Regions from separate parts of the Mus musculus genome. Here region 1 is linked to region 2. The links are chromatin contacts, found by Hi-C in ENCODE. All regions are on one chromosome and are shown on one strand. Each heading gives the region's core, a stretch centred on a gene start or an enhancer-like site at or near the end of the contact. The rest is flanking DNA. Distances are from core to core; before and after follow the strand shown.

Region 1 (6,618 bases), core at 340-2,839, 95 kb after region 2:
ATAGAGGAAACAGGGAGAGGGAAGGATCCAGGAAGGCTTCCCTCTGTTTTCTGGGAGTGTGAAGATCTGCAGAGATCTGCAAATACTAGCTGACTCCACCTCCAGGGATGCAGATGTTACAGTACTCTGTATACTCACTGACATGTTGATTAATCGGAAAGAACAGAAAGTCCAGAAACAGATCCCTGTATTGATAAAAACAAACAAACGAACCAACCAACCAACCAACCAACCTGGGGTTTCTCCCCAGTGGGTGTGTGCGACCCTGAGGCCGTGAATGCTAGCCATTGCTCTACTACAGAGCTGCATTCTCAGCCATACACTGATTTTGACAAGAACTCAAATGCAGGCAGTAGAGAACAAAAAAAAAAAAATTACCTTATTTTAAAAAATGAATAAATAAATAAAAATTAACTCAGATAGATAATAGACCTAAATGTAAAACTTAAAACTATAAAATTAGCAGAAGAAAACACATAAAATATTTTGTAATATTGGACTAGCTCCATTTGTTAAATATGTTACCCCTAAGCCGCCACAAACTATAAAAAACAAAAACAAACCATCAAACCGATAAAATGAAGTTTAACAAAATGTAAAACTTCCCATCCCAAGACACAATTAGGAAACAGAAAAACACAGCCCACAGTCTCGGGAAGGGAAATTTGTGAGGAAACGATTTGATAATGGCTTTGTGCCCAGAGAATATATGGAAGAACCTTGAAAAAAATCCACAACAAGTAAATCTAATAATAAATGGGCAAAACCATGTATGATTTAGCAATGGCTAATTGTCAGTTACTGAAAGATAACACAAGAGAAGCCTATTACTGTAAGAAGTTTAAGTCTAACTTTGTAGTGATGCATGTCTATAAACTCAGTCCCGAGGCAGGAAGATTCCAAGTTTGAGGACGCTTGGACAACATAGAGAGATTAGATCTCAAAAACCGAAGCAAAACAAACGAACGAACAAAAAACCCAACCAACCAACCAACAACAAAAAAACAGGCCTGAGTAATCAAGTGTAGGAAGGGGATGATGACAGGAGCTTTCATACATTGCTAGTGAAGCAGCCGTTGCCCTTGAGACCTGGCTATTCCTCTTCCAGGTATCCAAAAAAAAGGCATGTACAGGAACGCTCCTGGCAGCTTTGTTTTTGATGTGCAAAAATTAGAACAGCCTAAACTAATGAGTAACAGTTTAGTATAATGGAATATTATTCAGAACAACAACAACAACAAAAAAAAGATTTGTGCATAATGTAACGCAAAAAACCAAGCAGCAATGTCCAGATAATTATGTTGAGTAAGGGAAGCCAGAAATAACCAACTGCAATTAGTATGACTTCTGGAAAACCTAAACAAACTGAAACACAGCAAGTTTTAGACTAGTCATGATTCCAATCGGAGTAAGGTACTGCGGGAGGAGGAGGCAGTGGAGTCCCGGGATATTCCACACACTCCGCGAAGATCAAGGTCAAGAGGAGCAAGAGGATAAGTTAAGTGGTGGGGGTAGGGTGGAGCACCAGAAGAAAAGGAGAGCCTGGAGGAGGGGAAGAGACCTGGGCAGAGGGGAGGGATCCGGCGGAGGGTGGGGGTTGGGTAGGCTTGGGAGGAAACCCGTTGGTGGCAGCGTCATGGCGCGACTGCTGCGAGCGCTGCGGGGTCTGCCTTTGCTGCAGGCGCCTGGACGGCTGGCTCGGGGTTGCGCGGGATCGGGAAGCAAGGACACAGGTAGGTCCTCAATCGCTGCCGTCTCTCGTGGCTTTCGGTTTCACAGTCCTGGCTGACCCTGGGCGGCCTCCTGTGAGGTCCTGAGAGACTGGTCCCAGCGGCCCGCTGCCTGAGTTGCGGAGCAGAGCAACGCGTTTGGTAAACTTGGTGTGCTGGGGGAGCACTGATGCCGGAGAGGATCGAATCTTCTCCTATGCTTGCATACAGTTCGTTTATATGTTACATTTTGGTGTACAAAGTCGTGTTAGGAGCCATGGTGTTGTCAGGGACCCAGTGGCGGTCAACAGCCGTACCTTGTGCGCCCTCTCCTGGGCGGGAGTTAATCCTTGCCCTCCCCCCCCCCCCCCCCACTTCCTTCGGGAGGACTGCTAGTTGCCTCCTGTCCTGTGAGACTGGCCCACTGCACCATCACGGGTGCTGCTGCAACACTATCTTGGTTTTGTGTGACTCTAGGTTTTGAGATGTGTGGGTGAATTATTCTCGTGTTCCAACAGGTTGTTAGTGGCTAAGAGACAGGATGGGGTGGAATGGTAAGTGCTTTTTGCCCTCATTTGTGAATCCGGACACTTTTGCATCTTCCCTGGGAGGAGTAGGAGTCTTTGAGGAGTCCCAGGTGTAATTCTCTGTAATTTCGTGGCCCTGTGGTTTAGCACTGGGCAGCTGCTCTCCTGACCTCCTTTCCAACCCAGTTTTATATCTTATGCTGCTTAGGAAAAGTCTTGGAAAGATCAGGAATTCAAGGCCCATACCTAAACATGATAAAAGCAATCTACAGCAAACCAGTAGTCAACATCAAAGTAAATGGTGAGAAACTGGAAGCATTCCCACTAAAATCAGGGACTAGACAAGGCTGCCCACTTTCTCCCTACCTATTCAACATTGTACTTGAAGTCCTAGCCACAGCAATTAGACAACAAAAGGAGATAAGGGGGATACAAATTGGAAAGGAAGAAGTCAAAATATCACTTTTTTGCAGATGATATGATAGTATATATAAGTGACCCTAAAAATTCCACCAGAGAACTCCTAAACCTGATAAACAGCTTCAATGAAGTAGCTGGATATAAAATTAACTCAAACAAGTCAATGGCCTTTCTCTACACAAAGGATAAACAGGCTGAGAAAGAAATTAGGGAAACAACACCCTTCACAATAGTCACAAATCATATAAAATACCTTGGCGTGACTCTAACTAAGGAAGTGAAAGATCTGTATAAAAAGAACTTCAAGTCTCTGAAGAAAGAAATTAAAGAAGATCTCAGAAGATGGAAAGATCTCCCATGCTCATGGATCGGCAGGGTCAATATAGTAAAAATGGCTATCTTGCCAAAAGCAATCTACAGATTCAATGCAATCCCCATCAAAATTCCAACTCAATTCTTCAACGAATTAGAAAGGGCAATCTGCAAATTCATCTGGAATAACAAAAAACCTATGGTAGCAAAAACTCTTCACATGGCAGCTTATAACTCACTCTAGTTCCAGGGGATCCATGGCACCAGGCATGCACATGGTGCACAGGTATATACGTGATGCAGGTAAAATACCCATACAAGTAAAGTAAGTCTTACAAGGAGAATAAGAACAGAAGCAGGGGATGGTTCTGTGGTTAAGATCTCGATTGTCAGTGGGCATGAGTTCGGATCCTAGCTCCCCCACAGAACTTTACTGGCATGTGTGAGCATGAGCATCCATAACAAATGCTAAGCAGTGGGCATAAACGGCATGTGTTTCTCACCATGTGAGAGGCTGATAGATCAAATATCAAGCAGATAGCTTTGGTTCCAATGGAGACCCACCATCTGGGTCCCCTGTCCTGTGTGTGTTCACATGGGCTTTCTGCAGTGCAAGTGCAGTGGAGACAGAAGCTCACAGTTCCTCTCCACTGTCTCTCCTGACCCTGCCTCTGGTATGAAGATAAAGCCTAGAAGCTGGCATACACAGGGCGATCACACTCTACTGAATTACACCTTCTGCTTTTCCAATATCTTTACTAAGACGCTAATTGAGGGAGCTGACGTGGCTGTTCAGCAGTTAAGTGCAAGTTTTGCTTTTGCAGAGGACCTGAGTTCAGGTGTAGACACGCGCATCAGGGGGCTCACATCCATTTGAAACTCCAGTTGCAGGGGAGCTACTGCCCTCTTCTGGCCTTCCCTGGCAACCACACACATGACATACATTCCCAAAGACGTGTGCACAGCAACATAAATAATAAATGAATAAAAATAAATACATTTAAAATTAACATAATAAGATCCTTGCTTCTCATGACCTAATCTACTTTGAAGATAAGGACACGCATAATGTAAAGTAACTGGGAGGAGAATGATAAGTCATGTTGGTGTTTAACAAAAAAGAGAGAGAGAGAAACAGCACTTGCTGATGTCTGCCTGTAATCCCTGGGTCTCAAGGCCAACTTGGGCTCTATAGTGAGTTCCGGGCCCACTGTGACTGTATAGGGAGGCTTCCCAAAACAAAACACAAAGGCAGAATCAGCTCTGTTAATTTAAGATAAAGCAGACATCAGAGTAGAGCTGTCAGGGATAAAAAGAGAATTGTAGTACTTCACAGTGATAAAGAAATCCGTTCTTCAAGAAGATATGACCGTCTTTAATGTGTATGAACTTAACAGCATAGTGTCAAATTGTGACCTGAGAGCAAATGCTGGGAGATTTAACATCCTCTGTTAGAAGTGGAGATATCAGCAGGCAGGCAGACAGACAGCGATGGCAAGAGCTGAATTCAACAGCATCACCAACCCACCAGGTATAATTGGCATCTATGAATGGTTCCATCCAGGGAGACGGGGAGTTAGAACGGAAAAGAAAAGGCGGAAGGAGATTGCCAATGTCAGGGCAGGACAAACAGGGACATGTTTTTTGGGAACTCCAAGGTTGTGGCTCAGAGTTACTGGAACATCACAGAATGTACTACTTCCAAGTGGCGCCTGTGACCAAGGCACAGATGGCTTCAGAAGTCATGTTTGGGAACCATTCTGAGGGTATCATGTCACACTGAACTGTTTGGAGCCGTGACAGAGTCAAATCAGAAGTGGCCCAATAAGAGAAAGGCTCGTGAGGAAGCTGCAATCCTCTGTGCTGGAGGTGGCCGGAAGACGATGGCAACTTGATCTTAGGCGGTAATGGAAATGAATTGAGATTTGCAGGCTGCAGAGGATGCCGAACCACAGAACTTGGTTAGGGACAAAAAGGAAAGGTTCTGGTTTGTGTGGCTGCTGAGCACACAAGTCCAGATGTGGGTTGAGATGGGGGGGGGGGGGAATGTGTGTAGTTCAGATGGACATGAGTACAGACTTCCAGATTGTGATTATAAATGGAGGTGGACAGCCCATCTGTCTATAATGGAGGAAAACCAAGGTTTGGGGGTCTGTATTAGGGGCTGGGATTTGGAGATATTAAAGTGATCAAATCTCCCAAGGCTGCAGTATGAAGACAAAAGGAAGCCTAGGACAGACATACCTTCCCCTCCCTGAGGCCTGTTTAATAAGCATTTGAGCCTGTCTTTGTTTATTGGTAGGTTGAAGAGCTGAACAATTATAAACTCCTTTCACTGTTGAACAATAAAACATTTATTATCTGTATTAGGCTTTTGTTCTGGTTGGGTTTTACTTGTTTGTTTGCTATTATTGTTGTTAACTAGACACAAGCTGGAGTTATTTGAGAAGAGGAGTCTTAATTGAAAAACTACCACTATCCAGTAGGCAAATCCGGCAGAGCATTTTGTTGATTGACAATTGCTGTGGGAGGACCCAGCCCCACTCTAGGCCTTGGCTTCCCTGGGTAAGGTGGTCCTGGCTGAAAGAAAGCACACTGAGGGTGCAAGTCTTGAGGAGCAAGCCTGTAAGCAGCCGTTCTCCATCATGTCTGCTACAGTACTGCCTCCAGATTTTGTACCTCCTGAGTTCCTGTCCTGGCTTCCCTCAGTGATGGAGTCTGAGCTCAGTGAGAGCTATGAGATGGAATTAACCTCTTTACTCCCAAGCTGTTGGCCATGCTGTTTTATTACTGCAATAGAAGCCCTAAGTAAGACAGCTTTCTGCCCACCTTAACTAAATAGAACCTTCTCCTAGATGCTTTGGGTACATGTGTCTATATAAAAATAAGGCAGGCCAGATGGGAGAAGCACATGCCTTTGATCCCAGCACTCTGGAGGCAGAGGCAGGAGGATTTCTGTGAGTTCAAGGCCAGCCTGGTCTACAGAGCAAGTTCCAGGACAGCCAGGGTTACATAAAGAAACCCTGTCTCCAAAAAGAAAAAGAAAGGAAAAAAAGTAATAATAATACAGAAGTCATGAGGAACAGAAGGAAGGGGAACAAAATATGTTTTTGTTTGTTTGTTTCAAGAAATTGTGAAGCACAGTAATATTTCAGCCAGGACTGTGAGGAGGTCAAGGCTGACCAGGCCACATTAGTGATGAGGCAGGCTGAACTTTTCAAGACCTTATCTCGAACCAAACAGACAAGCAAACAAATAACAGATTAGGTTAGACCACAGAGTCACTTTCAGGCTATATACAATACAATCTCTGTGCGAGAGAATATTTAGTAGAGAGCGTTTAATAGCTCCTTCCTCAAAGACCATCTCTGTCCAATCCTCTCCTTACTCCCGGCTGGCCCTGATGGAAACTACTTTTCAGAACTAGCATGTAGCCCATCTGCAGCACTCCTGGTTACATACCTAAGGGATTCTAAGTCCTACCTCAGGGATACCTGCACATTCAAGTTTATTGCTGCACTACTCACAACAGCTAGAAGTGGGACCTGGCGAGATATACTGTCAGTGAATGGATAAGGAGACCAGGCGAGATATACTGTCAGTGAATGGATAAGGAGACCATAGCACTGTTGTGGAGTTCAAGACCACCA
Region 2 (7,087 bases), core at 4,404-6,903:
CAGGCGCTTTGCATGGGTGCTAGGATCCTGACACAGGACCTCATACTTGTGCAGCGAGCATGATCCTTACCACGGTCCATCACTAATGAGACCAAGACTCTGCATGCTTAGCTAACTTTCCAGGGTGCAAGCATGTGTAAATAGCTGAGCAGGGGAGACTGAATGCAGGTCTGTCAGGCTCCAAAGGGCAAGCTCCTTCTTCCACAGAAGGTAGCATAGCCTTGCAAGACAGGAATTTCCTGAACTTGGCTTTTGCCCTCCCTGCACCTTACTTGGTATGCAACTAAATTTACTTCTTATCTTTCTTTGCATGTGTACATGTGTGAGCATGTGCATGCATGTGTGTGTGTGTGTGTGTGTGTGTGTACGCGTGCGCACGTGTGTGTTAATCACTTAATGTATTAATTATAAAGTCAAATCCAACAGAACGTTTTAAGAGACAACATTTTCTCCTTTGACTATTTCTACATCAGTTAACATAAACCTGGCTTTCCTGAGGTCCACAGAATCCCTTTTTGAAAGGGAGCTATTTCACTAATACTCTCCCAGCAGGAGCCATGGTACCGCTGGGAGCTGAGTTTGTTTTCCTAATTGCTTTCTGTGTGAGGGCGGGGGAGGTGGGAGGGGGGACACAAAGCCAAACCTGAGTCTAGGTGCATTTGAGAGCTGATTGAACACCTACTCATTTCTAACCTAATTTGTAACAATGAGCTGTAACCTCCTTTAAGTACTGTGGGTGGGACTTGCGGTGGTGACCTGACTCCTATATTCACACCAGGATGTGCCTAAAATTAATTTCTAGTTCTTTTTAAAAATAATAATATTTACTTATTCTTGAAATTTTTTTGTAGAAGAGATACAATGTATCTTGATGGTATCCACCTCCTCCCCCCCCCCCATTCCTTCCAAGACAGCATCCTCATTCATATCCTTCCCTACTTCAACTATCTGCCTTGGTCTGTCTGTCTGTCCATCCACCTGTCCATCCATCTGCCGAGTCACATTAGTACTGCCTATATGGGAATGGATGTAGGCTCATCCACTGGGTCATTAGCAGCCTACCAAAGACCACCCTTCTCCAAAGAAAAGCGATTGGTTCTCCCTTCCTTATCAACCCCGAATGGCCAATAGCTCCGCAGCTAGGGCCTCTGAAGCGCCTTCTCCCTCCATGCTAGACCTCTTAATTAGTGTGATTTTGTGCACATCACGGCAGCTACTGTGGGCTCCCATGTGCAGCAGCTACATGGTGTCTAGAGGGCAGTATTTCCTATCCCTCTGTCCTATCCCCCAGCTCTTACATCCTTTCTGGTCCCCCCTAGGAAATGTTCTCTGAGTCCCAGGTGAATGGAGGATGGGGTGGGGCGAAGCAGATATCTCATCCATGGCTAAGCACTCACAGTTTTTTTGTTCTCATATTTGGGACATTTTCTGGAGTTAGATGCTTATTTTGTAACCTGAGTAGTGTATGGATAATCAACTCAACTAAACCAAGTCAAACAGGAAAAAGAAAAGAGGAAGATGAAGATGAAGAAGAAGAAGAAGAAGAAGAAGAAGAAGAAGAAGAACAAAAAGAACAAGAAGAAGAACAAAAAGAACAAGAAGAAGGAGAAAAAGAAGAAGAGGAGGAGGAAGACCACACAGTCACCATACTTTATTTTTGCAAAGGGACAAATGCTTTTTCATTCCAATTTTTATTATCTAAAAATGAAATTGTATAACCTTTCTATAAACCAGTTTCTCATCTAATACATCTGCTCTCGGGCCAGCATGCATCTTGCTCTCACTAACAACATATTCCCCTCTCTGTAACAATAATGTGTAGATGGGAGACTTTCTCAGTAGCATAAGCAAATACCCAGGCCATCCAGACGCTCTTGTTGAAGGTTTTCAGGTTGAAAGTCATTTGATCTCCATCTTTCCAGGTGCCCAGGGTGCTGCCTATGAGGTGGTTCCTGTGAATGTGGCTTCATGGACACTCAAGCTTTTTGGACCTTTCACATTTTATTTCTTCACAGAATAACACTTCAGTTTGTAATGAGTCTGAATGCTTGCTCTGCTACCAAGGCTGTGGTGTTAGAAGAAGATGGAATGGAGGGGAGGGAAGGTGACAGACAGGGTTGAACCTGTGACTGTAGAGTTTTCAATCAATAGTGGTGTTTTCAGGAAACTTTAGGGAGTATGGGTCCACTCAACCCCTGTGAATGCAGATTCTGGAGGGACGGTCTCCTGGGGTTCCACAGATTCTCTGGACTTTTGATTGGCAGGTTGAATTCACTCACCTTCAGTCTGCATGGACCTGGCTGTCTGGCTCCATAACTTTCCCTGCCAAAATTCCCTCGAAATCCATGCCTTTCTGTGACTCAGAAGCCCCGGTGCCAGGTAACTAGCCATATCCAACTTTATATAAAAGCCACGATGGAGGGCATGCTGCTCGAGGTCATGATCTAGTTTCTCAGAGGCCATTTCCAGCTCGCCTATCAAGTTCTCTAGATGAGTTGTAGCTTACTTCATTAACAGACAAGTTAATATTGTTGGGGGAAAACAACCAAGGGTAAAACAGGTTATACGATATGTTCTAGAAGTACTTTCCGGTTCCAGAAGGATTTTGCCCAAGGCGTTTTGAACTGACAATCCTCTTGCCTAGAAAGTTTTTCTAGAAAGCCACGTCACTGTTAAAGTATCACCTTGGGAAAGGGAGTTCCTCTGATTCCACCAAAGCCTGAGGCAAATCTCTAGTTTTTAAAATTAAATATAAAGAATACTTATATTTAAAATATAAGCTACTACCTAAAATCTAAATGTGCGTACAGCTTTAAGTGTTTGGTTAGTTTTCACTTTAGAAAGGTTTAGATTAAAACACATACACACAAATAGAGAAACATATACATACATACATACGCATATATATATTATATATATATGAATAAAAATCAGAAGAAGCACATTCAAAATGCTGACCTTCCTTGGTGACAAATGGTGTTCTCAGAAGGCTCATGAAGGTAGGCAGAGCCCATTCACGCAAAGTGGTCTATTCCAAATACTCAATACTGAGCATAACATTTGGTGGAGAAGTGTGTGTGTGTGTGGAGGAGGGAAGAAAGAGAATATAGTATTGTATGAAAACAAAAACCAAGAACAGGTGCTTTCTGCTGTAGATAGCATAATTAGATCCTATATAATTTTGTTACCTTAAGATAGACAAACAACTTATATTCATGTAGGCAAAGTGTCCATTTTATTGTTTGATAAAATAACCACTATATCCAGAGGTCAATAGAGGAAGAGATAAATGCCTTTGCTAAAATATCAATGAATTTTATCAAACTGAAACAAACAGAAAAATCATACAAATGTGCCTACCAGTGGCTGTATCTTCAAACAGGAAGTGACTAATAATGTCTGTGTCCACATAATTTGGAGCACAGAAGTCAACAGTGGCTTCCCTCTAGAAACCTTCCATCCTTACTTTTGGTCTTTTGTTTCTTGCAGAATAAAGGTTGAAGAATAAGGAACAACTAACAGGAATCAAAGTACTTATCTGAATGAGAGACAAGAACTGCTAGGGTCTCTTGTTAGAAATGAAAGGAAAAAGAAATTATTTTAAGTGGGTAAATAAAGTAGGAGGCAGTGAAGACAAGCCTGTCTGAAAGATGAAAATGAGATGAAGCAGTAAAATAGGCAGTCATGAATAGGTAGCCCCCTCGGCTAATTTCGGGCAGCGCTCCTTCCTTACTATGCTGGTAATATACTGGACAGTTCTCTGTGTATAATGCTTTTTGGAAAGGAGAAGCCATTTAATTTGTGAATGTAGGAAATATCTCCAGTTGAATTTCATGTTTTATTTACTGTGTACTTTTCTGCCCAATTAATCATTCCAAATTCTTAAATAATTTATACAAGTATGGAGCAAATGATTTGCGGTTGACATCCTTCTGAGTAGTCGATCCTACATGCAATGAGAGTATTTTAAACAGTTTATAACATCACTGCCATCTGTTGGATCTGACCAGAATTAGATTCAAAGTTGCCCCCAAAATGGAAAGAATTCAGTAATCCTTTGCACTAATAACTAAATTTACTCACTGAAAAACCAGACAAGATTTGAAGATGAATATAGATGCAGACCAGGCTTTTTTAAAAGGATCTCTTTTAAAGATACAATTTTAGTAAATACCAATGAATAAATATTGAAAACAACAACTATAATCATTTTATACTTACAAAAAAGTGGAAACTTGTAACTAAGGTTAAACTCTTCACAAACAACTGTGTTCAACTATATGGACCCTGATTCTTCATAGCCATCTTACCTTAGCTCCATGAAGATAGCTTTAAAGACCCTAGAGTTTTAAAGACCCCCTTCTCCCCATTTTCCTGTGGAATTTGCAGTTCTTTTGTATAGCTTCTCAACTCCCACAAAAGTAGCAACCCAAGAAAGTTCTGAATTGTAGCATATATAACTGGCCACTTAAAAATACATCGATTAATTGTTGGGCTACCTTAAGCCTTCGAAATAGCAGAGACAAGTCTCCAGGGACTTCTCTACTTTTGTGTGACCTGCGGCCAGGAGCACAAACACTGATGATGATTAAGGGGCTCTGTGCAGAGACAGAGAGCCTTACACGGATGTGCCTGAGTGCTTTGTTAACTTTTGACTCTCTTTGACTCTATATCTCTGTCAATATGAATGACTGACTGATCATTTAGTAGTATTGGTATTAAAATTTCTCTAGAAACAAAGAAAATTTCTCCCCTTTAAATAAAGCTGAAGGAAGACAGATACTATCACTTTAACGTCTACAAAATTTATTTGTTGATTATCATGTCTAAGAAAACCATATATAATATGTGGGGGAAAATTTAAATACATCCTCAGGATAGATTTTTATATACTATTGAAAGAGTATATAGCATGCCTTGAGAAAAACCAGGACTCAGGTCCTGTCACATAGCCAGGAATGGTCTGAGCTGAAGTGGGTATTATCTATGCCAGTGCAGAAAGTGTGTGTGTGTGTGTGTGTGTGTGTGTGTGTGTGTGTGTGTGTGTGTGTTCATGCTTTAAAAAAATCACCACCCGAATAAATAAAGCTGGGCGTGGGGCTGGTAACATAATATGCTGTGTTTATTTATTTTACCACTTCGTTGTATACCTTTTAACTTGTAGATGTGGGGCTGATGATCTGTAGAGTCGCCATATTTTCTTGTAGAATGCTGGCTGTAACAGAGTGAGTGATGACCACTTATTTTGAAGACAGGAACACAACAACACACATCTGTTAAAAGTGGCCAAACGCCAATTCTTCCCTTCTCCCCGTCATATCTTGCAGGAAGGGACGCCACACACCCTCCGAGATGGCTGCGGTTGTTTACTACAGTCCTTTAAGGAAAAATTACCACTCTGTCTAGACCCAGGGCTCCCTAGCACTCAGATTCACTTAGGATAAGTAATCTCGGGTCTCAAAACCCTTAAAGAAACATTGCACTGAGAAACGACCCACGAAAGACGCAAACTCAGCACATAGGCTTGATGTATGGGTCGGACCTAAAGCCTAAGCCACGCAGTTATTGTCTTTGTCGCGTCGGGTTTTTCTTAAGAAAATGGTTTTCTGAGCGATTTCCCTTCACCCACAGCGGCAAGAACCGCGTCTTCATACTGCCCCCTAGTGGCGCCTCAGGAGAGAGTTGGGGGAGGGGCAAAAATGGACCGAGCGCTCTGTGTTTTAATGAAACACACACTAATTTAATTTGAAACACTCTGGTGAGCCTAAAATAATATTTTTGGAACATTATTAAAAGATTGTGATCTGGAAAGCATTTTACTGTGATAGTATTCTACTGCTAAATACACGGTTAGCAGATGTTTGTGTCTGTCTTTGTCCCTTTTTGAGGTGCAGTCGTTTCAAAATGTTTTGACACCTCTTATTTTTTTTTCCTCCACCAGTGACTGAATATTTGCTTCGCTGTGTTATCACAGGGACAAACGCAGCACGTTTGAGCAATAGATGCATCCCATGGCAATAGAAAAGATTATTTAATTTTTGTTTAAATTCATTGTAAAATTTTAGAAGCTTGGAAGTCTCCCAATAAAAGTGAGAGGCAACATAACATTGCTGCCTTAGGAAGGCTGCTTTTGTTTAAAGGATCGTCATTTTAAAAAAACAAAAACAAAAAACTAAGGATAATAATTTCAAAGCGCTTGGGACTTTAAAAGTCCTTTGAGAGCCTTGGAGATTGGACAGTGGGTAATGGCCCTTGTCACTAAGCCTGAGTTCGAGTCTCAAGTCCTACCCACACAGTGGAAAGATCTGACTGTCAGAGGTTGCCCTCTGAGCTGCACACAGAAGCCGTGGTGCGCACACACATTTGCAATGGACAAAGTGATAAAAGTGCTTTGTATTACAATGACAAAAGAAAAGAGTCCTCATTGTATCCTTATGAGGATACCTCATTCCTTCCATCCAAATTTACTGAGTGGCCGTTTGTTATATCCACCCATAGTGCCTCTCTTCCTGTTTGCGTAGAAGAATCGTGTCCTGTCTTTGCTTTTATTGGGCTGGGGGTGGGGTGGGGTGAGGTGGGGTGGAGTGGGAGTCATACTGAAGTTAAAAAGCACTCAGAATGAAAACCTGAGTTTTCAATAAAACCACCTGATTCCCCATCCCTACTCTGTGTCAGCTGATGCTTGCCAGACCTCGACAAACACTTTGAATTTGATTAACTACCAGTTTTCTGAGGCTCGGTGAATCTCATAAAATGTTCAATTAGAAAATTATCTGTGCTGCCTTTATTACCTACAGAGCGGGGCTGATATTTGCATAACATTTTAAAGTTGCTAGTACTGTCTGCTTCCCGGCATTACTGATTTTCACAGGAAATTATCAAACCGATTGGATATCCTCACATTATTTCTCTTTTAATTTGAAGCCTGTTTAAACCTATACATTACTTTGTATCCACCCTTGACTTTTCATATTATTATTAATCATCCCCTACATCTTTTTCCTTCACTTGGGAATAGGCCCTTATTGCTCATTATTTGTAGCTACACGGAAAGGCTCAGATCCGATCTCTGAAGAAGCTGCCTCCA

What was found. Hi-C counts contacts between places; a loop is a spot of excess contacts on that map.
Region 1: a loop to region 2 is called in a map of heart, with 2.8 times the contacts of the local background. The contact joins the promoter of Msrb2 here to the enhancer-like site in region 2. A Hi-C loop is called at or near these places in 2 of 37 maps with a recorded cell type or tissue (T-helper 2 cell and heart).

Annotation. Positions count from the first base shown.
Region 1 is chr2:19,370,047-19,376,664 of GRCm38, forward strand. It overlaps Msrb2 (methionine sulfoxide reductase B2), which reads left to right and starts at 1,590. Exons shown (of 5, transcript NM_029619.2): 1 at 1,590-1,733. The coding sequence starts at 1,637.
Region 2 is chr2:19,270,807-19,277,893 of GRCm38, forward strand. All of the region lies in intron 10 of Armc3 (armadillo repeat containing 3), which reads left to right. Among named protein-coding and RNA genes, the nearest start is that of 4930447M23Rik, 70 kb to the right of the region's middle. Within about 2 kb of position 5,654, at least 2 of the 3 ENCODE cell types and tissues checked have a DNase peak (open chromatin) inside an H3K27ac peak, as active enhancers do; they include heart, where a contact is called at or near this core.